Linked DNA regions of Mus musculus: all the other regions are linked to region 2. A link is a loop called in an ENCODE intact Hi-C map of the cell type or tissue named here. Cell type or tissue: left cerebral cortex. All regions are shown on one strand. Region 1 holds the start of Golga7 (golgi autoantigen, golgin subfamily a, 7). Region 2 holds the start of 4930413E20Rik (a long non-coding RNA gene). Region 3 holds the start of Gins4 (GINS complex subunit 4 (Sld5 homolog)).

Region 1 (8,000 bases), 270 kb after region 2:
AAATTCAGTGAGAGGAAACCACACTGTTATGGTTTTGGAATGAGTTGTGTCCCTAGGGGGGTGGGGGCGGGGGTCTACAGGTAAAGATTTGGTCCTCAAGATATGGGGAGGTGTTATGGGGCCCTGTGGGACGTTCTTAGGTCAGTGGAGACGTGTCCTCAAAGTGGACTGTAGGACCCATCTTCTTCATCTGCTTTCCAGGTTAGAATAGATTCCCTTAGAACATCGGTTCTCAACCTGTGGATCAGGCTTCAGAGGCTGGACAACCCTTTCACAGGGATCACCTAAGACCATCAGAAACACACTATAGTTCAGAACCATAGCAAAATTACAATTATAATACAGAAATAATTTTATTGTTGAAGGTCACAACATGAGGAGCTGTGTTAAAGGGTCGTGGGATTAGGAAGGTTGAGAACTACTGCCTTAGGATGTGCCATCTACTGCAGAGGGACTGAGCCAATGGAGCTACTCAATCTTGGACTCCAGTTTCCAGAGTCATGTCTAAAATAAACAGCTCTTTATTGCATAAGAAGCCCGTGTCAGATATTCCAGTACACTGGTAGAATACTGACTACTGTACACATACTAAACAATGGAACCTATTAAGATGTATTCTTACCTAAACATTCATAAACACTTCTCCAGACTTCAGAGGGAAGGGACTGGAGAGACAGTTCAGTGGCAGTAAGTGCTTACTGTTTGTCTTAGTCAGGGTGACTATTGCTGTGACACTGGGACCCAAAAGCAAGTTGTGAGGAAAAGTGGCTTATACTTCCATGCAGTGGTCCATCATTGAAGGAATCTAGGACAGAACTCAAACAGGACAGAAATCTGGAACAGGAGCTAAAGCAGAGGCCATGGAGGGGTGCTGCTTATTGGCTTGTTCATCATGTCTTGCTCAATCTGCTTCCTTATAGAACCCAGGACCATCAGCCCAGGATAGCACCAACCACTATGGGTTGGGCCCTCGCCATTGATCACTGATTGAAAAAATGCCCTGGAGCTGAGTCTTATGGAGACATTTTCTTAACCTTGGTTCTCAACCTCCCTGATGCTGTGACCCTTTAGTAGTTCCAGAGACAGAATTAGTTGCTTTAACTGAAGTGTTTTGCAAACCAAGTCAAGGTACTGTGAAAAATGAATCTATCCTAAGTCTACCAAGGATGAAGGAGAAGAAGAAGAAGAAGAAGAAGAAGAAGAAGAAGAAGAAGAAGAAGAAGAAGAAGAAGAAGAAGAAGAAGAAGAAGAAGAAGATGATGATGATTAGTGTCTTAGTTAGGGTTTTACTGCTGTGAACAGACGCCATGACCAAGGCAAGTCTTATAAAGAACAACATTTAATTGGGGCTGGCTTACAGGTTCAGAGGTTCAGTCCATTATCATCAAGGTGGGAACATGGCAGCATCCAGGCAGGCATGGCGCAGGCAGAGCTGAGAGTTCTATGTCTTCATCCAAAGGCTGCTAGTGGAAGACTGACTTCCAGGCAACTAGGGTGAGGATCTTAAGCCCACACCCACAGTGACACACCCATTCCAACCAGGCCACACCTATTCGAACAAGGCGACACCTCCAAAAGGTGCCACTCCCTGGTCCAAGAATATACAAACCATCACAATTAGTTTTTGTTGTTATTGTTTTGTGTAATGAATAAGTGCATAAGATACATTAGATACTAAAAGTGTAAAACGTACTGTGAAGCTCCACAGCTTCTGTTCTGGGTGTCACTTCTAACTGGATAGAAGTTCATTTGTATAGATTTGGGGTCTGGCTAATTTTGGTGTGTGTTGTCTTTATTTATTTGCAAGCCTGTTAATAATAAAGTTTATAAAATTAAAAAGGGAAAAATGCCTTTACAGGATTCACCAATAAAAATAAATTGAAATCTCAACCTCTTTTTAAAAAAACATACACAGACTTGTAGGCTAATTCTATAGAAGCTTTATTTGCAATTCTAAAACTGGAAATTTCCTGTCTATCAACTAATGTGCTGGTTTCAGTATACTTGATCCAGGGATTGGCACTATTTGGAGGTGTGGCCTTACTGGAATGGGTGTGGCTATCTTAGAGGAACTGTGTTACTTTGGGGTTGGTCTTTAAGACCCTTCTCCTAGCTACCTGGAAGCTTGTCTTGTCCTGTTTGCCTTTGGAACTTTCAGTTCTTTCTCCAGCACCATCCCTTTCTGGAAGCTGCCATGCTTCCCACCATGATGATAATGGACTGAACCTCAGAACCAGTAAGCCAACCCCAATTTAATGTTACCCTTAATAAGAACTGCCTTGTAGCCGCGCGGTGGTGGCACACGCCTTTAATCCCATCACTCAGGAGGCAGAAGCAGGCGGATTTCTAAGTTCGAGGCCAGCCTGGTCTACAAAGTGAGTTCCAGGACAGCCAGGGCTATACAGAGAAACCCTGTCTCAAAAAACCAAACAAACAAACAAATAAAAAACTGTCTTGGTCATGGTTTCCCTTCACAGCAATGGAAACCCTGAGGCAGTACGTGAATGAATAAATGGGGAAAGTCACAGAAATGAAATTACGTATGGCACAACAGAGGAATCTCAGTAGAATCTATACAATAAGAAGGAGACGAAAAACTCTGATTCAATTTAAGTGAAAGTTAAGAAAACACAAGTTTGTTTCTAGTGACAGAAAGGTTAGTACTGGGCAAAGGGGGTCTGCTGAATGGCTGAAAGGTATGACTGTAAAGAGTAAGGAAGTTTTTAGAGGTGGTGTTTATTATCTTGATTGTACTGATGGTTTAAGGGCATGGACGTGGTAGAAGTTAACAAATTATGTCCACGTTAAATGAGTGGGTTTACTATACACCCTTTATTGGGATAAAGCTATTCATTTTTGAGACAGGGTCTCACCATGACGATCTGGCTGGCCTGGTACTATTTAGGTAAACTGGGGTGGGCTTGAACTCAGAGATCACCAGGGAGTGGACGACCTCTGCCCTGTCCCCCGCCCTATGCTGGAAATTTTTTTAATGCTATTTTTAAAACCCCAAAAGAGAAATCAATTATCGTGACAACTGATCAAGTATCTAATCAATTATCAGTATACTAAAAAGTTGTACTAGAACATCGCCACCACCAGACGTGCATAGGGATTTTCCTGGATGTCTTGCAAAGATACAGTCAGTAAAGTGGGGACCAATGAGAGAGAACTGTTGTTGGTCCAGTCGGGTCACCTAAGCGGGTATAGCTGGTGTACATGTCTCTGGGACGAAAAAAACCAACACCTCAAGAAGAATTGGAGAAGGGATGCAGGATAATGCAGAACAGGAATACCATCTCCTCACTCTCGTTCAAGAGGGTTCCAGGGGCCAAATGCATCCCCAGTAGTGCGCTTTGTAGTTGTAAATATCTGTGTCTGTTGGAATTGGAGAGTGACGGTTGTTTTTGTGGAGCGAGGTGGGTTAGCCCACGTGAAAGCTGGAACGCTTAATCAAGAAGGGAACTATTCCTGTGCCCACAAACCACTTCACCACAACCAACAGGGAATTCCGAGTCTCTAACCCCGGCGTCTTTCCCGGAACTCCCGGATCCACCGATCACGTCCACCTCATCATCATCATCTTCTTCCGCCCGGAAGGGTTTCATTCGCCTACACTAGGAAGACTTCTCTCCCAGCCACCGCGCACCTCACCGCAACGCGCAGCCGCGGAGGCGTCGCTTTACGGCCGGAGGGGGCGGGGTGTCAACGTGCGGCACAGAAGGTGTTCGGGAGAGGCTAGGTTTTTTTGCGACAGGACGTAAGCGGCGACGGAGGTGGCGCGACAGCTGCTGGAGGGCCGAGGAGGCGGGTTTGTGTTTCCAGGGCCGAACCAGGATGTGGGGGGGCGCGGGTCCTGGGCTTGGGTAGCTTGGAGTCCCTCGGCTACAGCCATGAGTGAAGGGGATCGGCGAGGGGGGAGGCCTGGGGCGTCTTTGGGCGGTGGGTGGCTCCGAAGGGCTGGCGGGCCGGAGAGCCGGCTCTAGGCCGGCCATCTGACCCCGTGTCTTGCCCGAACTCGCAGAGCGGCGGGTCCTGTCCTCGCCATGAGGCCGCAGCAGGCACCGGTGTCCGGGAAGGTGTTCATTCAGCGAGACTACAGCAGCGGCACGCGCTGCCAGTTCCAGACCAAGTTCCCCGCGGAGCTGGAGAACAGGGTATGCAGCCCGGCTTCCCCTGCTCCTGGCCCTGCTCCTGGCCCTGCCCCTGGCCCTGGGGAGGGGAGAGTCCCTGGAGCGGGAGGGAGTGTCTCACGGTTCGGGAGAGCATGAGACGTCAGGATTCATGGGAAAAGATATACGAAGGAGGTACGGTCTAGTATTTGGAGAAAGACCACTAAGGCTAATGCTCAGAGTACAGTGATCATATAGAACTTTTAGGATGCTGGCCCGCAGTCCACCCAAGAGTGTCCTTAACAGGATGCCGACACACACACACACACACACACACACACACACACGGTACTTGACACCTGGTTGAAGCTCACACACACACACACACTCACTCAGTTATTGACATCTTGATGAGGTGCTAATTCCTGGAACTCCAGGCCACCTCATACCTCCTGTGGTAACCTATATCCTACTGCCTCAGACACGCGAAAGACAGCGTCATAGTCATGACTGGTATCTGTGGTCACTGTGCTGGTCATACTGTTCAGCTGAAAGGGTTTATTAGGGATGTGCTCGGCAGTCCAGACAGGCCTTCTTGGAACCTGAAAAACGTACACGGTCCCGGGCAGGAACGGCAAAGGAACTTGTAGCTGAACCAACCCTGACTCCCAGTCATTATCACTGGGAACTTCCTGTTTGCCTTGCATATCAAAACGGTCATGGGGCAGAGGTCCTTTGGGCAACCTTGTAAACAAAGATGAGATTTGTGTACCATTCCTTCAGATTTAACCACACCAAAAAAAAAACAAAAAAAATCTACTCGTCTACCCAATGTGATCCTCCTTTTGTTCTTCAGCGATATTACTCAGATTCTATTTCCTGTTCATAAATCAGTTTCTGAAGGATGAGGAACTTGGAGGGTAATTAAGCATGGTGTGGGTGTGGGGCTAAGAAATGCTGCTTGTGGACTAGGTAGGTGGAGATGAGTGTGTACTAGAGAAATGTGTGCCAGCCATTTAAAATCAGAGGGGTGGTTTGTAGGCTGGGTGTGTGGCTTAGTGCACAGAGCCTGTTTTTTCCAGGTTGAAGGCCCAGGGATCTATCCCCAGCACTACATACTTACTCAGGCCAACTACCAGCTACTAGGAAATCTAAGGCTGGAAGACTGCATGTTCCAGGCCAGCCTAGGCAGTTTGAAAAGACCATGCTCTGAAATAGCTTGGAAAAGGTGGTGATCCTGAGATAATTCAATGGTAGACCACTTGTCTAGGATGTGTGGGGCTCTGGTTTCAATCCCAGTACTGACTGATTGTTAGGCTAGAAAATTCTTTATTTCATTACCTTCTCCTTAAGTGGGATTTATGGCTGTTGGCAAGTTAGTGGCACAGTTGCCCTTCTTGAACTGCAAATTAAAGATGAAGCAAGCTTTGAAAAGATACTGTGTAAACAGTGTGTGGTCATGGACACCTGTAACCTGGCGCCCAGGTGCCAGAGGCAGGAGGATCCTGAGTCCTAAGCCAGTATGGACTGCATTGCAAAACTCTTGTCTCAGGGAGAGTGAGGAGGGAGAGGATAACAGGTTTTGATTGACTTGTTTGTGACATGCCATTTAAAGGCCTCTGTTGGTTTATAAGTCAGACTTCTCTCTTTATTGAGCCAGGCACGTATATGCGACATCAGGCATTCGCCTTTCATTGTGGATGGTAGAACCTTTCCTTAATAATCTTAGGTTTAAAACCCCCATGTAGTCACACACACCTTTACAGGAAATTGATGCTGCTGAACTCTGCCGTCCAAATTGGTACTTGATTGACTTGCTAAACCGCAGAATGGGTAGTGGTGTGTGTGTGCTATGTGCCTTTGACTCTCTTACTGTTGAGTTAAACACTTACGTAAACCACTTGGGGAGGCTTTTATGGGTATGTGCTGATGATACGTTGACGTTCTCTTGACTTTGTGTGATGGGGCGTTGAGAGGCTTATTTCTCTGCTGACCTAGAAGTAGTGGTGCTGCGCTGCGCTGCGCTGTGCTGTGCTGCGCTGCGCTGTGCTGTGCTGTTGCCAGGTCTGGCTTTCAGTCCGTGGGAACATCACACTCGCCAGTGTGATGAGAAACTAATGCACAGATGTCCTATTTGACATGATATTTAAAAATGCACGCATGCTATTTGAGGGCACAGAATTGTGTCAGCTGAGCACTGTACTCCGCTGCCTGTTACAGTGTGATGCTTTGATGCCTGAGAGCCCAGCTGCCCCAGTCGTTCTTCAAACGAACCTTTGTTGTTGTTTTAGCTAGAATGCCAATGTTTTAGTCCCCCTAGTCTTCTGGGAGAAGAAAATCCAAACGGACTGTAGTAGAGACGAATTCTACTTAATCTAGTCAGCAGGAATAACCTTTGACTTTACGATATGTTTGTGATCGCTTTAGCTTCAGCAGTGTGTATTTCATCAAAAACAAAACTTCTGAGAAAACCATTCCTAGGTCCATTCCATTTTAAATGGTGTTTATTGGGCCATGTTTTGGTTGGTTGGTTGGTTGGTTGGTTTTTTGGGGTTTTTTGGGTTTTTGAGACAGGGTTTCTCTGTGTAGTCCTGGCTGTCCTGGAACTCACTCTGTTGACCAGGCTGGTCTCGAACTCAAAAATCTACCCGTCTCTGCCTCCCAATTGCTGGGATTAAAGGCATGCACTACCACTGCCCAGCATGGGCCATGTTTTTTTTTTTTTTTTTGGGGGGGGGGGTCCATTTTTGCATATCTCCAAATTTCCAATACAGTTTCTGAATTACTATCCAAAGACCTTTGGAGGACTGATGACTATCTTAATGTGCCTAGACACAACAGATTTTTAAAACTCCTGGATTTTTTCTCTAGAGCTTAAGTCCAGTTGTGTCACTTGATCACATTAAAATATAGCACAGACATATCATGTAGTCTGGATTTTTAAGCGACATTAACAGAATAGTTTGTGTAGAGAAACCTCAAGTTTCCCCAGCTGTGCCATGAGTGTATCTGCATATACTCTGGGTATTGTCAGAGGCAGTGGATTTGTGAGCTGTCTGGAACTAAAAATTAGAATAAAATCATTTTCTTGTATTACAAAAAAATATATATATATATAGCACAGAGACAGTTTATTGTGCTAACGCTGTATTTACACAAGCCTTGAGTGTGGGCCTGCAGGGGTGCAGTGCAGAAGAGTGAAAACAGTGGTGTAGACAGTGTGCAGACAGTAGTGTAGACAGTGTGTAGACAGTGTGCAGACAGTAGTGTAGACAGTGTGTAGACAGTGTGCAGACAGTAGTGTAGACAGTGTGTAGACAGTAGTGTAGATGATGTGTTGCAGTGATGTGTCATACTGTCGGCATCACTCACTGCAGCTGCCAAGTACCGGCTGTCTTTGTTGCACTTCTGCAAAGTGGACGATTAGGATTATTTGTTCTGGTATTACCACAAGCAGGGAGCGATGCATTGAGCTGCTGGTGACCCTGGTAGTAGGCGGTAGGAATTTCCAGTTCCATTACAGTCTTAGGGGTCTACTGTCTGTATGCACACCCAGAGCTCAGAACATTATGGCGCCCATAACTGTTAGCACTGTTTGCTCCTACCACATTCTTTTCTATTAACTTTTTAACAATCACATAGACTGCATAAGTACATGCCCTAAGGTTGGCGCTCAGGGCTTTGTGCATGCTAAGTAAATGCTCAACCACTGAAAACTCAATTTTCTTGTAATATGCTTTTAAACGACTTTATTCCTTTCCATCTTCATTCTTTAAAAAGAACTGGCCACAGCTTTGTTTATTAACCTGCCCTAGATTTGCCTCCATCTTGCAGTCTGTGGGACTCTGAGAATAATTAGTATTTCTAGTTCAAAGAGCAGTTTCTAGA
Region 2 (8,000 bases):
CTTCAAGATTTTGGCAAAGGGGCAGACATCCAAAAACAAAACTCTTTTGTTTGGAAAGAGGAAAAAAAAACCCTGAAACATTTCTATAAACTCAAAGTGCCAGAATACTTTTAGATTCAGGATTTAAATGTGGTTTGTGAATGAGACACCACTGGCTTATGGGAACTTTAAGGTAATGTTTTGTATGCCAGGAGCTTGTGGGGAAAGGACTGCTCAACATCTCTCCCATTGAAGTCACATGGGGTCCTTGAAGATAGGCTGCCGAGACAGCACAAGTCCTCAGGGAGCAAGGAGCTCTGCTGGTTTACTGCACGGCCCTCACCTTGCAGCCCTTACTTGGGGACAAAAAGGAGGGACTGATAACCTAAACTGCCCACTGCTTGTTGATTAAAACCAGGTGCTTTGTTATTTTTACATAAATGAACGAACAAACAAACAACTCACACGTTTAAAACTTACATTAGAGACAGGCGACAGTCCCCCAGGGACTCTGCTGTCATCAGCTTGAGGACCAAGGTAGGTGTCCCCTCAAAGGGACTCAGGCCTATGTCAATAGAAGGACCTCATCTACATGCTTGCCCTGGGCCCGTCAAGATTCTTCCGGCCATAAATCATGTGTTTCCAGAGCAGATGGCTTTAGCTTGATCCCGAGACAGCCCTTGTAAACCTCCCATCAAAATACATTCTTAATATGGACCAGGGTGGCGGCAGACTGTCAGAGAGAGCTGGGGAGGAGAGATTATTGAGGGCAGAACCAGCTTCATTAAATGCCTTTCAATGTGTGTTGAGACAGATGGAAGGGAACTTGTCCAGAGGCTTCCAGAGCTTTCTGCACTAGGGGGCTCCACCCCCTCATCTAAACATGCCCCTCCCACTCGGCCCCGCCCACTTCTCCCACTCGGCCCTGCCCACTCTGCCCTTCCCACTCTTCTCTTTGTTGCTGACACTCTTCATATCAATAGCTCAGAGATTATTTTTAGAATAACAAAACTTGTTAGAAGCCCATACCGCTTTTATGTTTTTGCTGCTGCCACAGGTGTCATAAGGCAGGTCTCCTTCCACAGCATACATGGCCAAAATGTGTAGCAAACTTTAGCACATTAATGTGTTTCCAATGGGACCCTTTGTGCACTGCATGAGACACTAAGAAAACAGAGAGAGAGAGAGAGGGGGGGGGGGGGAGAGGAGAGAGAGAGAGACTGAGAGAAAAACAGGAAAGGAGATACATGGAAAAGAAGAAAGAAATGAAAAAATACCACAAAATCAAAATACCACAAAACTGTTAGCCTGGGAAGCCCAGTCAGACCTGTTCTCAAGCAAACACATGGGACCTTGGAAGCACTTCCATGTGGTCCTCAGTATGGCAGCTGTGAAGCCAAGACCGTGAGAGCACGGCCTCTCTGGGTTATTCCTCCTCAAGAAATCTGGGTGCCAGACCCACTGCTCAGTGAGGTCACATGCTTTTTTGTCTGCACCCTGTTCTACTTCAACAAAGGATGTGAATGGTAGAGGAAAGAAGCAAGCAGGCCTCTGGTTATCATGGTACATCTACTGCATGCCCTTTGGGTACAAACCATAATAATCTACTTTGGTTGGAACCTTTTCTTCCCAATACTGCATCAGGCTGGCGTGTTATCCAAGTTAGATAAAAGCCAACTAATTTCTGGTTCTTGCTGGTCCTTGCTGGTAGGTTCAAAACTGCCCCCCTTAAGCACTTATTGAACACACACTTAGAAGACGATGCTTCATGCCCGGGGGACAAGTGTGAGCCAAACATGAAGTTGACCTGTTAGCTTTCCAGTCTCTGTGAAGCTAGATTGTGTCAGTGTGTCCAGCTTTGGCTGTACTCAGAATCCCCATTAACACAACAGCCAAATAGAACCACTTATACTATAAAATTTCCCTAGTGCCCCTAAGCAGTGAAAAATCACCAGGAAAATTACCTCAGTCTATCAAGCTCTAAGAGTGGATGGCTCCCGAATAAAGGAACAGACCCTCCATAGAGCAATGGCTGCTGTATAATAGCCTCTAAGCCCTCCCACAGCAGCCCCGACCACGTCAAGGGACCTAAAGACTACAAAGGTTCCTTTAAAAAGGAACTGCTTTCTTGGCTAAGATGTAGAGTCTTACGTCCCTTGAAACAACCTGCTGCCTGGAAATCTACAAAAAGGTGGCCCCAAATTATTTCTGGGAGATTGACATTGGCATTTATTTTATTTTATTTTTCATGAATAACCGTTACAGAAAGAGAACTGAGAGTCTGTCTTATCTTTATGGATTTAAATTTGCTTTCCTTCCAGTCAAAGGCTCAGATAAGAGGGTGTACTAGCTGGTTTCATGTGTCAACTTGACACAAACTGGAGTTATCACAGAGAAAGGAGAGTCCCTTGAGGAAATGCCTCCATGAGATCCAGTTATAAGGCATTTTCTCAAGTAGTGATCAAGGGTGGGAGGGACCATTGTGGGTGGTGCCGTCCCTGGGCTGGTAGTCCTGGATTCAATAAGAAAGCAAGCTGAGCAAGCCAGGGGAAGCAAGCCAGTAAAGAACATCCCTCCATGGCTTCTGCTTCCTGACCTGCTTGAGTTCCAGTCCTGACTTCCTTTGGTGATGAACAGCAATGTGGAACTGTAAGCTGAATTAAACCCTTTGCTCGCCAACTTGCTCCTTGGTCATGATGTTTTGTGTAGGAATAGAAACCCTAAGACAGATGGGAGAAAAAGAGAGAGGTAGACGAGAGGAAGGCAGGATGACAGGGCTTCAGAGGGGAAAGGAAATCTACATGCCATCCCTATACCACCAACCAGCGGTCCACCCATATACAGCCATTCATGCTTCAGGACCACGGCTTACCTGACTCAATGCTGTCCTTCGCGCTCTGGCCTGGAACACCTCCCAGTCTGCCCTACCTCACTTCTGTATTCTCTAATGCTGTATAAAAACCTAACCCACCCTCCACCCCCAGCCACACCTAACCGAACCGACAGGGTTAGACCATCCAAAGACTTCCTGGAGGAGCAGATCTCTATCTGGCGCACTAGTCACTTCAGCGCTGTGGGACTCTGGGCTTAAACCTGTCAAGTCAAACACTTTCAGAGCTGAAAGCCATCTTCGGGGTCCACCCAAAGCAGTCCAGCTCCTGTCTCCTATTCATTCCCCACCGTGGCCATCAGATGGCACCAGGGTTCCACAAGCCTTCCGGGAAGCTCGGCCAGGTGTCTGCTATCCCTTCACAAGTACCTTTGTTACTCCTTCCAAGTCTGTGGGAAGGACCTTGGAGCCTCACTGCTCTCTGGAGCAAGTTTTGTATGTCTGGGCCTCTTACAGCTGAGCTGAGCCAGTCCCTCCATTTGCATGGTGCACGCTGTAGCACCTGGTACAGGAAATCACAACCCCTGTGGGCCATAGACCGCTGCTCTGGGACTTGGTAGGGTCCTAGGATGGCTGAGCCTAGGCAGTGTCAAGAGATCTGGCTTGATCACATAGAGGTTGTTTCTGGTTCCTCCAGTCCATTTCCCCTTTCCAGCCTCCTGCCTCAAACCATACCGTTTCTGGTTTAAGCAGGGGACTCAGACATTTGAGTTTCTTCCTAAAGCTACTTTATATTAATTTGTCTTCCTGACAATTCTTAATAAAATGACCAATTTAAAACGTTATTTGCTGAGTAACCCCCCCCCCTTTTTTTTTTTGCCAGTTTTCTTAAGTAGCTTGATTTCCCAGTGTTCCATGCTGTGGTCAGCCTCATGGTCTGACAGGAGCATCTTTGACCAGAGCGGGTGTGTGGTTTGTGATGTGGGATGAGTGTGAGTGTGTGTGTGTGTTTACAAGCTTTGTAAACAAGGCTAAAAATAAATTTAGGGCCTGTGAGGACAGAGGAAGAGCAAGGGAACCTAACTTTAGAAAAGTCACCAATTGCTAGAAAGGCCACAGAATATATGTCAGCCATTGCACATGATGCACATAACAGGCAATCGATCTGAAAGTCAAGCTTCAAGTCCACAGAATCCCCCCAGACAGATGCTCAATCAAAAATTCTCTCCTATCCCCCTCCCCTTGTCTCTCTTTCTCCTACCTGAGATGTTTCTCCTCTAAGTTGCCAGGCTGTAGAGAAAGGGCAGTATAGACAGGCCATCAATGCCACTTCCACTTCAAGTTGATACCTGCAGACAAGAGCTTGGGTTTAGACACCACCATCTTGATATTTTATAACCCTGTGCCAGGCAGAAACAAGTTTTTAAAAAGCTATTTGAAATCTCTCTTCTTTGGGGGGTGCCTCAAACACTCTGCTCCTGACAGCGCCAAGGTTCATTCCTGTCTCCACCTGTTTCAGTCCTGGGAATGATAGAGAAAATTCCTGAGCCCGTGGCTGTGGATCTTATTACTTCATGACCCGAGACACATCTAGGCTAGTGAAGTGCATCTCTAGTTTCTAAAGCCTAGAGGGCTCTGTTCTAATGAATGTTTTCACCTAGCAGTTCTCAGCCTGGGGTTGTAACCCCATTAGAGGTCAAATGACCCTTTTCACAGGAGTCACCTGGACCATGAGAAAATACAGATATTTACATTAGGATTCATTACAGTAGCAAAGTTACAGTTCTGTAGTAGCAGCAAAAGCAATGGTGTGGTTGGGGGTCACCACAACAGGAGAAACTGTATTAGCACTAGGAAGGTTGGGAGCTACTGGCCTAACCCATTGATGGAATCATAAGACTTGAATGTTAGGAAGTGATGAGACTATAGAGGGTAGGACCTGGCTGGAGGAAGTAGGTCACTGGAAGCTTGCCTTTGGGAACTACCTCTTGCTCTAGATCCTTCCTGTTAAGGCCTCACTGTGTATCCTGTTGGCCATGAGATGCACACACTCCTGTACCCCTCCCCTATGCCACCATAATATTCTGCTCAACCTCGTGCCACCAAATGACATGGACAGAGCCCTCTACAACCATGGGACAAAATAAACCCTTCTTCAAGCCACTCATCCAGGAATTCTGCTCACAGCCACATAAAATAAACAGTATCATTTGTCTTACTATCTGCTTGGCTCCCGATAATCATCCAAAATAGGTTTACAATTTCTGTGAAAGAGAGCCATGACCAAAAGCAACTTGGGGAGGCAAGGGTTTATTTTACTCACAGTTCCCATAAAACAGTCTATCATCAAAAGCAGTGAGGGCAGACACTCAAACAGGGCAGGGACCTGGAGGCAGGAGCTGATGCAGAGGCCATAAAAGGGTGCTGCTCACTGGCTTGCTTCCCATGGCTGCTCATGCTGTTCTATAGTATTCCTACAGAACCCAGAACCACCAGCCAGGGATAGCACCACCCACAATGGGTTGGGCCCTCCCTCATTAATCACTAAAAAAATACCCTACAGACTTGTCTACAGCCCTATCTTACAGAGGCATTTTCTCAGTTGAGACTCTCTTTAGATAACTGTAGCTTGTGTCAAGTTGACAGACAACCAGTCAGCATAGAACTCAAAGCCTGTCTTGTCTTCATTCACACTGGGAAAGCACAATTCATATGAACTTGGCCCTGTCACCCCCTGTTCTGTGAGCAGTGAGTGTCATGAACCAGTCCTGCTCAGGATTTTCTTCTCAACAAGGTCCTACAGGGTTTCGGTTTTGGTTTTGTTTAAATTTTGGAAGCTATGTTTTTGCGCTTCCCGTATATTCAGGTAATATTTAATTTGTTCTCCAATTTTTGACAAGGTTGAAGACTAGTTATAGTCTCATAATCAAATTTAAGTGGTTTAGCATTAAGGAAGATGATGTAGATTTGGAAGGATGCTTTTTAGGTGGTAATGCAAGTGAAAATCAGAACATAATTCAGGTGTGGAATTGTAAGCTCTTTAAGTTAGAATAGATGTTAGAGTAATGTACCTAAATTGACAAAATTGATGGACTGTGTGTTATTAATGTATATCATACCTTATAGATTACATACTGTTATAATTATGTTCAGTGTGTATCTGAGAGAAAAGGCCTTTTTAATAGATGAAAAGGGTGAAATGTTGTAGATGCTTATATTATGTTAATGTGAGACACATCGGGTCCCTGTTCCCAGTTGTCTCTAATTGGTAAATAAATTTGCCAGCAGCCAATGTCCGGGCAGGGAGATGCAGGCAGGAACTTTACATTTTTCAGGCAAGAGAACCAGGGAAGAAGGATTTAGAATCACCTTGCTGGAGAAACAGGGGATCAAGTTTGGGAGCTGCAGGAGAGGAAGCATACAGGCATGTAAGAATCAGGGAAGAGTGGCCCCAACGGACCCCTCCCCAATTGAATCTGGGGTAGCAAAGATAAGATATAAATTTTAGTTAGCCACATGGAAGTTTGGAAGTGGCCCAGCCATCGCACTACTTAAGGCATATTAAAATAGAAGGACATGTGTGTGTGTGTGTGTGTGTGTGTGTGTGTGTGTGTGTGTGTATGTGTGGTGTGTGTGTGTGTGTGTGTGTGTGTGTGTGTGTGTGTGTCTTTCATTTGGGAATCCACAACATTGGGGTGGTAGTGAGAAGCACTCACACCCACCAGACAGTTTAAAGCAGATTAACCTACTACTTTAACATATTTAATTTTATTAATGTAACTATAGAATTCCATATATTTCTCTTGGATCATACTGATAAAAGTCATTATTGAGCAACATGATTCCATAGCTATCCAAATGGCTCTATGAGAATTTGCTCAATAAAATGTGAATAAACTTTTAATAAAATCCTAAATAAGGAAATTAAAGAACAGATATGGTTGGATATAATGCAGAAACATTATATATGATTTTTGTTGTTGTTTTTCAAGACAGGGTTTCTTTGTGTAGCCCTGACTATCCTGGAACTCAAAGGATCCACCTGCCTCTGCCTCCTGAGTGCTGGGATTAAAGGTGTGTGCCACCGTTGCCTGGCTGTGTTTTTGCCAAGGACCAGCCTCAGCTAAGGAGAAGGATATCTGGGAACAGCAAAAAGAACAATTTGAAGTCAAATCATTGGGTACAGACTGATGGCCTGTGTTCTGCTCTAGACAGCTTTCTCTTGCAATTCCAAAAACTCTCTGTATAGCTCATCTCTTGCAGATTAAAAACTCAGTCTTTTATTTATATATCTATTCAGTCATTAACCCAGGTTCCCTTTTGATTATCCCATGAATCAGCATCCCATGACTCCAGCCTCTTGATTCTTAGAAATGCACAGTAAGCACATTCTAAAACAAACAAACAAACAAACAGAAAACATTGCAAATGAATTCAGAGATCTGCCTGCCTTTGTAAGCACAGACAATAAGCTAGCTGGGTGGGATCTAGCTCTGAGATTGCCAATCCTACCATGACTGGGCCAAACCTTGCTCTGTCCCAGCCTGACCTTGAACTCAGGAATCTACCTGCTGCCTCTGTTCTTTTACATTTATGAAGCCTCTCATATAACTCATATTGCATCCTTATATTTTTGTATAGTTGAGAATAGATAGATAGATAGATAGATAGATTTATTGTTATATGTAAGTATACTGTAGCTGTCTTCAGACACACCAGAAGAGGGTATCAGATCTCATTACGGATGGTTGTGAGCCACCATGTGGTTGCTGAGATTTGAACACAAGACCTTCAGAAGAGCAGTCAGTGCTCTTAACCGCTGAGACATCTTGCCAGCCCCGAAATTATATACTTTTGAAGTCATGTTTTCAGAGTTCTTTCCCACAGTCTAAGGGAAATCAGTGTTTATGAGTTTTGCCTAGGACATAGACACATCTTTGTTTCCCAGACCCTTGCTGTCTCTGATTATCATGGAGTCATTAACCTTAACAGGGGGAACATTCCTGGAAGGAAGAACATGAAAATATCTACATTATTATACAAACAAGCCTCATGCCTACAGCAACCATTAACACTCATAGAGGCCACTTCCTGTTGGTTCTTTTCCAGGGGTGGGAACCATATCACACCATCCCTTTCATGGCCAAGCTGATCTCAGCACATTCTATATTTTTTAATAGTGAGAGTTGGC
Region 3 (8,000 bases), 290 kb after region 2:
CAGCCCAAGACAGAGTCGTTTTCTTACCAGATACCAGTGTCACTGGTTCTCCTTGTCCCTTGGGTCAGTTTCCTAGGTGGCTTTATGATCCCACAAGTCATGTCTTAGCTCAGTCCCTCCCCCAGATTAGTAGCAGGCTTTGAGGGTGTGTGTGCCTGTGGTCCGGCTGACCCGCCGCCCGAGTCCCCAAGCTACCAGCCTTGACGTGCTTCAGATCTTCAGATTGGTTTCTGCTGTTCAATTTCAGAGGCTCCTTGAGAGAATAATATATGTTACTTGTTTTAGTGTTGCAGTTATTATTAAGGCAGTATTTATGCAATTCCGGTTGTTTCTTTGAAAGCAGTTCTGTTAATGTGCATTACCTCGAGATGTTGGGGAGATGTTGTGTGTGTTGCTTGTTCATTCCACAGATAAGTAAGCACAATGAGCAGACCCTCAGCCATCAGCTCCACCTGCCCCAGCTCTGCCCGGTGTGGAAGAAGCAAGTGTCCTAAGCACCTAACTCTAGTTTTGTTACAAGTATAACTTAGGAGAAAAAATTGGTAGAAATAATACAGTATGTTGCTAATTTGTAACCTACTTTAAACTCTGATTTATAGCCTCACATACAGTATTCAGGGCACAGAAATCTTTTGATTGACTCAAGTAAGTTTTGGCTTCCGTGTAACTTCAAGTTAAAGTTAATTTTTTTCAGCTCTTCTTTATCTCTATACTCTCTTAGTATCGGAATTTCTTATGTTCTTTTAGGAATTTGAGAGCACTGTGTTTGGGAGAAGTTAGGAAACATAAGGAATGAATGAAGCAGTTGAACTTGGAGATACTGTAGGTGCTAATACTGGATCTAATCTTTCAGATTTAATTTGTTTTCTGGGCCTTGTAGTTACTCAGTAAACCCCTTAGATCTGTGTAATAATTTAATTGTATAACGCTCATTTGTTCCTTTAAAGCCTATTCTAGTCTGTCTGCCTTTTAAACTTGTTGCAATAATGTCGCCAAGATATAAACACATTAGTAAAACTTTTCTTAAATAAACCCTCTCTTGTCTTAGTCTATGTGATTTGATAAAGGGAATGCTATGGCATCTTATTTGGATGACAATATTGGAATAACTGATAAAGCATATCTAAGCATTTTTAATTTTTTTATTTAGCCTGTGCGTGCATGTGCGTGCTCTGTGTGAGTGTGCACATGCCATGCATGCACATGGAGGTCAGAATCATATCTTTCCTTCCACCATGAGGACACCAGGGATCAAACACAAATCAAGTTTGGTGGCAGGAGACTTTACCTGGTAGCATCTTACCCACCCTTACTTAATATGAATAGATAGTTTTCATTAGAAAAGAGTTATCAGAATTACTACTGTATCTTGGATCATCTGATGACTTTTAAAAAATAAGGTAGATATTTATCGAGAATACAAAATGGGACTGGTGAGGTGGCTCAGTGGATAAACAGACTTGCCACAACGCCCCATCCCACAGTTCATTCCCCCAGACCCACTTGATGGAAGAAGAGAACCAACTCCCACAAGTTGGAATGTGGCCAAGATGAGGTTCTGGACACTCAAGGTGGAGCTTCCTGGGCCTGCCAAGATGTTACCTTCTGACCTGTGACTCCAGCAGAGTGCTGAGCATGTATGAGGCCTGGCACGGAGAAATAATAAAATCTTCAGGTTCATAAGTCACCTTGTTTTTTTAAAGAATTTTCTGAAATTGGGTGTGGCTAGGCACACCTGGGATAGGAGGGCGGGTCTTGAGTTTAAGGGCAGACTGCTACAGAGTGAGACATTTGGGGACTGTCACTTACAGTTGGTTTTCTCTTTTTAAGAAAAGGCAAAGCCGGGTGTGGTGGTGCACACCTTTAATTCCAGCACTTGGGAGGCAGAGGCAGGCGGCTTTCTGAGTTCAAGGCCAGCCTGGTCTACAGAGTGAGTTCCAGGACAGCCAGGGCTACAGAGAAACCCTGTCTCGAAAAACCAAAAAATAAATACATACATACATACATACATACATACATACATACATAAGAAAAGGCAAAGAGGAGCCCTAAGAAACGACGCACTGACTGCTAGCATATGGTTCTTGATCACACATGTGTTCTCTGACCTCATTTCAGACTAGTTCATAGGCACGCCTTTAATCCCAGCACTCAGGAGGCAGAGGCAGGCGGATTTCTGAGTTCAAGCTACAAAGTGAGCTCCAGGACAGCCAGGGCTATACAGAGAAACCCTGTCTCCAAAAAAACAAAAAAACAACAACAAAAAAAAAGACATGAGCCAAATTCATATGCAAAATGTCTCGGTAACTACTAATCTGACATCTACCAAATGCCCAGGAACTTACTCAGACTGCAAACGTGCAACCGCTTTCCAGTTAAAGATTAGCATGTACAGCTCACCCAGTCTCATACTCCAGTTCCTGTTTGCATGGATGTTTCAAGGAGTGTATCTGAAAGCCACCACTAGTGCAAGGCATCACACCTGAGCCTTGGATGTATCAGACAGGCTCTCTGTACTGGGCTACGCTCTGCTCCCTGTACTTGTAATATGTGGCTTTTTTTATTTTCTATACGTTTGAAAATGTCTAGGTAATGCTCCCACGAAACAACTTGTATGTTGGGTATGGTGGCTAATTCCAGTAGAAGCAGCGGATCTCTGTGAGTTCAAGGCCATCCAGGACAACATAGTTAGATTAGCAGGGGTTGTGGAGGCAGGCTGTAGAGCAAACCACCTTGCATGTGTCTGTAAATTGCCTTGTCCGCAGTGATTGTCGCCCCTAGAAATGTTAAAGACAAAGAAGGAGAGGGAAAGAAAGGAAAGGAGAGGTGTGGAAAGTAACTTTCCTGACTTACAAGTGAGTGAAAGTAAAGAAGGGCCCAGTGTTGAGGGTAAAGCTGTATTACTCGCTTTCTGTAAAAGTCAAAGACAAGCCCCTCTCATAGACAAACACCCAGGGTGAGTTCAAGCAGTCACAGGACTCTCTGTAGGTCACGCCGGAAGCTTGTGATGGAGCAGTTTCTAGAATGACAGCTGCCTACAGAATCTGCTGTAATACACCAAACAGCCAAGGCTTCTGGTTTCTGGTTCTTGTCTCAGAAAATACAACTTCATAACCAACCTCACTAAGCTAATTTCTTATCACTCTGGGCTACTCTACAGATGTAATTTATTTTATCTGTTCCATGCTTATTTGATAATAAAATATCAATCTAATGATATGTGGAACAAAATATAAGCATCCTGTTAGCAGATGAATATTAAAATGTTTACGCCACCAGGAGGCAGAGGTGGGTGGATCTTTATGAGTTTGAGGCTAATCTGCTCTACATAACAAGTTCCAGGTTCGTCAGAGTTACATGATGAGGCCCTGTATCAAATAAAAATAAATAATGAAAATTTTTTGTACGTCAGTGATAAACTGTAGAAAGAGATTTTGTTTTACTTAGTTGCTGGGGACTGGACCCAGGTTAAATGCTAAGATTGTACTGTACCACTGCACCACATTCCCCCGCTCCCATCTATACAAATCATTTTAATTTAAAAAATAGGTATAATACCAAGAATCTTTAGGCTACCACAAATTCAAATTTCCATAACTTTCTATTAGTCCTGTTATTTCTTTTTGTTGTTGTTGTGGTTTTGTTTTTGTTTTTCGAGATAGGGTTTCTCTGTGTAGCCTTGGCTGTCCTGGAACTCACTCTGTAGACCAGGCTGGCCTCAAACTCAGAAATCCACCTGCCTCTGCCTCCCAAGTGCTGGGCTTAGAGGCCTGTGCCACCACACCCGGCTCAATCCTCTGTTATTTCTTACTCTTTCAAGTAGTAATATGTCAGGATGCATAATTTATAGGTATATAAAACTATAAAAATTTGCAATCTGATTCCATCTCTGAAGCTAATTAGGAAGTTTGGCACTTAAAAAATATAAGGGGCTAGGGGCTGGAGAGATAGATAGCTCATTGGTTTAGAGCACTTGCTCTAAACCAGAGGACTGGAGTTTGGTTGTCGGTACCCATGTGGAACAGCTCATAACCACATGTTATGAGCTCCATCAGGATCCAGTGCATTCTTCTGTCCTCAGCTGGCACCACACTCATGTGCAAGCACACATACTAACATACATGAAAATAAGGAAATATATCTATAAAAATAATCTTAAGGGGGCTCAGTGGGTAACAGCACTTGCTATGCGATCGTGACCTGAGCATGTACCACATGCGTATATTGCATTCACACTCACTAAAAAGGTAGAATCCTAGAAAGTCAGTAGGCATTCTTTCATCACCAAAAAGAACAACTCAAATAACATTAGAGAACAACTCTGCGCAAAAAAAAAATGTAAAGGAAGGACAATGGAGTGAGTCTCTTAAATGTAGTTTCAACACACATATATGAATCTGTGAACAGGTTTGGCAATGGAACCAACCCACACACAGTAAATGTTAAAGGAAGGAAGGAACTGGGCCCTGTACCGATTCGCCACAAGACGGCGCTGCCTGGTTTCCTTACTGTGAGCCGAACGCCCCCACGTGGCCGTCCCGAGACGGTGCCACCCGGCACTTCACTCCCGGCCTCCTTCCCCGCCTTCCGGAAGTATGTTCTATAGCTCGGCAAGAGCCCGCCCCGGGGTAGGCGGGGCCAAGGGGCGTGTGTCCGCTTTCCCCTGGGCCTGATTGGTTAGTGCTCCCGCAGCGCGGAGACGTTTTCCTGTCGACGCTGTGTTTGGGGAAAGGAGCGCGGGAGCTGTACCGCTGCTGGTCGGGTCTGTGGGCCGCGGGCTTTCCGCGCGATCTCCGGCGCCCACCGCTCGGGGAGCCTCAGTCCGTGGTGTCCCCCGAGCGTGCCGGCTAGGAGAGAAGGGAAGAGGGATCCCTGAGCCGTGTAGCCGCTTTGAGTGCCAACTGCGAGGTGAGCGCTGGAGTGTCCAAGCGACCCCGGGTCAGTTGCAGCTGAGGACGCGATGTGCCGAGCACTTGACACGATGCACTTTTCTCATTTGAACCGAATGGGCTCCTGGGCCACTGAGGCAAAACGCTGCTCCTGGCGACGACAAGGAGCATTGCGGTTTAGTGTGGTATCTGCCCAGGTCCAGGCCCATGCAGCGGGAAAGATTAGGAGAGAAACCGACCAAGGGACTAAACCCAACACTGAAAAATCAGTCTCTGATTTCGCCATCCCTGGCCAGTGCACCCCCTTCAGCCCCAATAAACTTGTCCCTAAATGCCTTTTCTTGCAAGTAAGTGGGAGAAGCTTTTCAGGGTGTTGGTTTATTTTTCAGGTGTAGGTTCCCGGTTGAGAAACGATGACGGAGGTTCTGGATCTCCACGGACAGGACTCTGATGGGGGTAGTGAGGAGATGGTCCTAACTCCTGCAGAGCTCATTGAAAAGCTGGAGCAGGTAAGCACCCCAAATATGTCCCGTGTTCTTAGCTCTTAACTTACTCCAGGTGTGCAGTACCACGGCTCAGAAAATAAGGAAACAGAAGATTTGTTTCCAAAGAGCAGTGTTTGTAACATCTGCATAAAAATAGGAAGCCAGAAAGCAGGGCCTTCTTTAGGAGTCTCATCTTGTCAGTCTTCAAGGATGGCTAGTAAAAGTAGGCTTTGGACACATGTAGTAGAATGTTTCACAAAGCAATGCTCTGCTGTGCTATTTTGAGGACGTAAAGATGTGTGTGATCTGTAGAGAAGCATGCCATTTCTCTATAGTAGTCTCTTCCTCTGTTTCCTCCCCCATTGGAAGATATCTGCTCTAACAAGAAATTGCCATCCCTTTTGGTCATAATAGCAGTGATTATTTCTTGCATAGTTGTTGTTGTCGTCGTCGTCTTCTTCTTCTTCTTCTCCTTCTCCTTCTTTCTCCTTCTCCTTCTCCTTCTCCTTCTTCTTCTTCTTCTTCTTCTTCTTCCCCTCCTCCTTCTTTTCCTCCTCCTCCTCCTCCTCCTCCTCCTTCAATAATATCTTCTCATGAACCTCGGGTAGTTTAGGAATTCTGAACATGCTTGGGGTTTTTTAGGTTTTGTTTTTGCTTTTTGTTTGTTTGTTTTAAGTTTGTTTTTGAGATAGGGCCTCACTATGCATCACTGGCCGGTCTTGAACTCTCAGAGTTCACCTGCCTCTGCCCTCTGTGTGCTGGCAGTAAAAGCATGCACTGTGTTGCCCTATAAGTTCTGGGACATTCATGGCGTATACTATTGAGTGTTCTTTAGAGGACAGTTGACCATGGGTACCCACCTCCAGTGGATACCTCTACAACATAGCCCCTACAACCAAGGCTCAGGGAACGCCAAAGAAGAGAGAGCAGGAAGAGACAGAGGACCAGGACATCTGCTGCAGGGTTATCCTCTCTATATGTCAGGGAGGCTGTGCCCATGAGAGCTCAGGAATATTGCTGCTTAGACAGGACCCAAACAATGAATGACAATGGCATTCCAACACGGATGGGGAACCTCACAAGGCCCCACCCCTAAGTGAGCTGCAGACGAATAACGACAGCTGAGAGAGGAAGATTATTAGTCTTCCTCGGGATGAGGTCCCTAAATGGTTATCCAGTGCCAAATGGCCATCCCTGAAAACAGACAGACGAGCAACACCGCATGAATCCAGCAGGTTCTATCTATGCATTTATTTGTATATATAGGTAACAATAATTTAAAAGAGGCCATGAATTTTGAGATGGAGTCGGGGGATATGGTTGGCATTGGAGGGAGGAGAGGAAGAGGGGATGATGTAATTGTACTTTGACTAAACTTTAAAAAAATAAAAGGTTCATTGGGTCTTTCTTACAGTGCAGAGTTTCTCATTTCGGTGATTGTGTTTGTTTGGTTGGACTGTATAATCAAACAGATGAGTGGCTTCCCCAGGGTTTTACTGTGTGTAAGAGGCTGAGGTCAGTGTCCTGGCTGGCTGGTCTCTCCTTGGCCTGTGGTGGCTGTCTCCGGTGTCTTCGCTTGTTCTTCTCTCTTGGCTGTGTCTGTGGTAACATTTTGTTTTCTGAAAAGGACGCCAGTCACCGAGTCAGGTCCCATCCTGGTGACTTTGTATTAGCGCCCTCACTTTTTCTAAAGATACAGTAGCAACAACAAAAGAAAGTATTTAGAAAGAGTAAGTGTAAGTCAGGGGTGGCGGGCGGCCAGTCTGCTCTGCATAGCCAGTTCCAGGCCAGACTACACAGTGTGCTGTCTCAGAAAAGGAGAAAGAAGGAAGAAACTTGATGGTGCCGGGATCGGTAAGGAAGTAGAAAGGTGTTCCAGTTGATGCTCTTAGATGACAGGTAAGGCTCGTGTATCATGTGGCATTACTGAGAACTTACCATAGTGATGAAAGAAGTAAGTCAAATAATCTTAGGTTGAATAAAAGCCCCTTCCTAAGAGAAGAGATGGGAAGGCTGCCATACATCATGAGCTGTCCCCAGAGTATTCGTCCAGCAGAGAGCCTTCTACGTGAGACACCTGCAGCTTTCATGGGCCTGGGAGCTGTCTCTAGTGTGCTTTGCTCCATTGTGAGGATCACTCATTTCTCCTGTATTGCTTTTTAGGCCTGGATGAATGAAAAGTTTGCCCCTGAGCTCCTGGAAAGCAAGGCTGAGATTGTCGAATGCGTCATGGAACAGCTTGAGCACATGGTAAGAGTAACTTGTCTCTGGACTGCAGAGGAATAGAGAGCTGAAAGCATTTGATCAGCAAGGTGAAGTGTGGTCTGTTTGCTTGGCTCAGCCCAACACTTTAAAATATAGTTACCAGCTATCTCAGTCACGGTTCTCTAAAGGAACGACTGAAAGACTGAAAATCTATGTTTATTATGGTGGCTGACAGGTTGTGGTCTGGCTAGTCCAACAATACCTGACGCCCAGCAGAAAAGCCAAGAATCTGATAGTAAGTGGTTTGTTCCAGTAGGGTAGATGTCTCAGCTCATCTTCAGTATGTGTTAGGATCGTGTGTCCTGCTACTAGGGAAATAACACCTCAAGAGCCGGGTAGATGAACTTGCCGTCAAGAGTGA

Evidence for each region. Peaks named below come from ENCODE experiments on the same cell type or tissue, not always from the same donor. Only the 100,000 strongest peaks of a DNase experiment are listed, where the experiment ranks them.
Region 1: a loop joins it to region 2, with 2.7 times the contacts of the local background. A loop is called at or near these places in 5 of 42 quality-filtered maps.
Region 3: a loop joins it to region 2, with 8 times the contacts of the local background. A loop is called at or near these places in 9 of 42 quality-filtered maps.

The regions. Positions count from the first base shown.
Region 1 is chr8:23,252,831-23,260,830 of GRCm38, reverse strand. Golga7 (golgi autoantigen, golgin subfamily a, 7) reads left to right here and starts at 3,751. Exons shown (of 5, transcript NM_020585.2): 1 at 3,751-4,157. The coding sequence starts at 4,047. Gm39141 (a long non-coding RNA gene) reads right to left here. Exons shown (of 3, transcript XR_870246.2): 3 at 7,847-8,000. In left cerebral cortex, a CTCF peak has its summit at 3,112; DNase peaks (open chromatin) are centred at 3,165, 3,696, 4,674 and 6,256; H3K4me3 peaks cover 2,250 bases; H3K27ac peaks cover 1,241 bases.
Region 2 is chr8:23,527,119-23,535,118 of GRCm38, reverse strand. 4930413E20Rik (a long non-coding RNA gene) reads right to left here and starts at 647. Exons shown (of 2, transcript XR_378805.1): 1 at 460-647. In left cerebral cortex, a CTCF peak has its summit at 3,173 (motif pointing right); a DNase peak (open chromatin) is centred at 3,187.
Region 3 is chr8:23,234,378-23,242,377 of GRCm38, reverse strand. Gins4 (GINS complex subunit 4 (Sld5 homolog)) reads left to right here and starts at 4,710. Exons shown (of 8, transcript NM_024240.6): 1 at 4,710-4,908; 2 at 5,279-5,398; 3 at 7,538-7,624. The coding sequence starts at 5,303. Golga7 (golgi autoantigen, golgin subfamily a, 7) reads left to right here. Exons shown (of 5, transcript NM_020585.2): 5 at 1-1,052. Gm39141 (a long non-coding RNA gene) reads right to left here and starts at 4,598. Exons shown (of 3, transcript XR_870246.2): 1 at 4,510-4,598. In left cerebral cortex, CTCF peaks have their summits at 3,273 (motif pointing right) and 4,503; a DNase peak (open chromatin) is centred at 4,570; H3K4me3 peaks cover 857 bases; H3K27ac peaks cover 657 bases.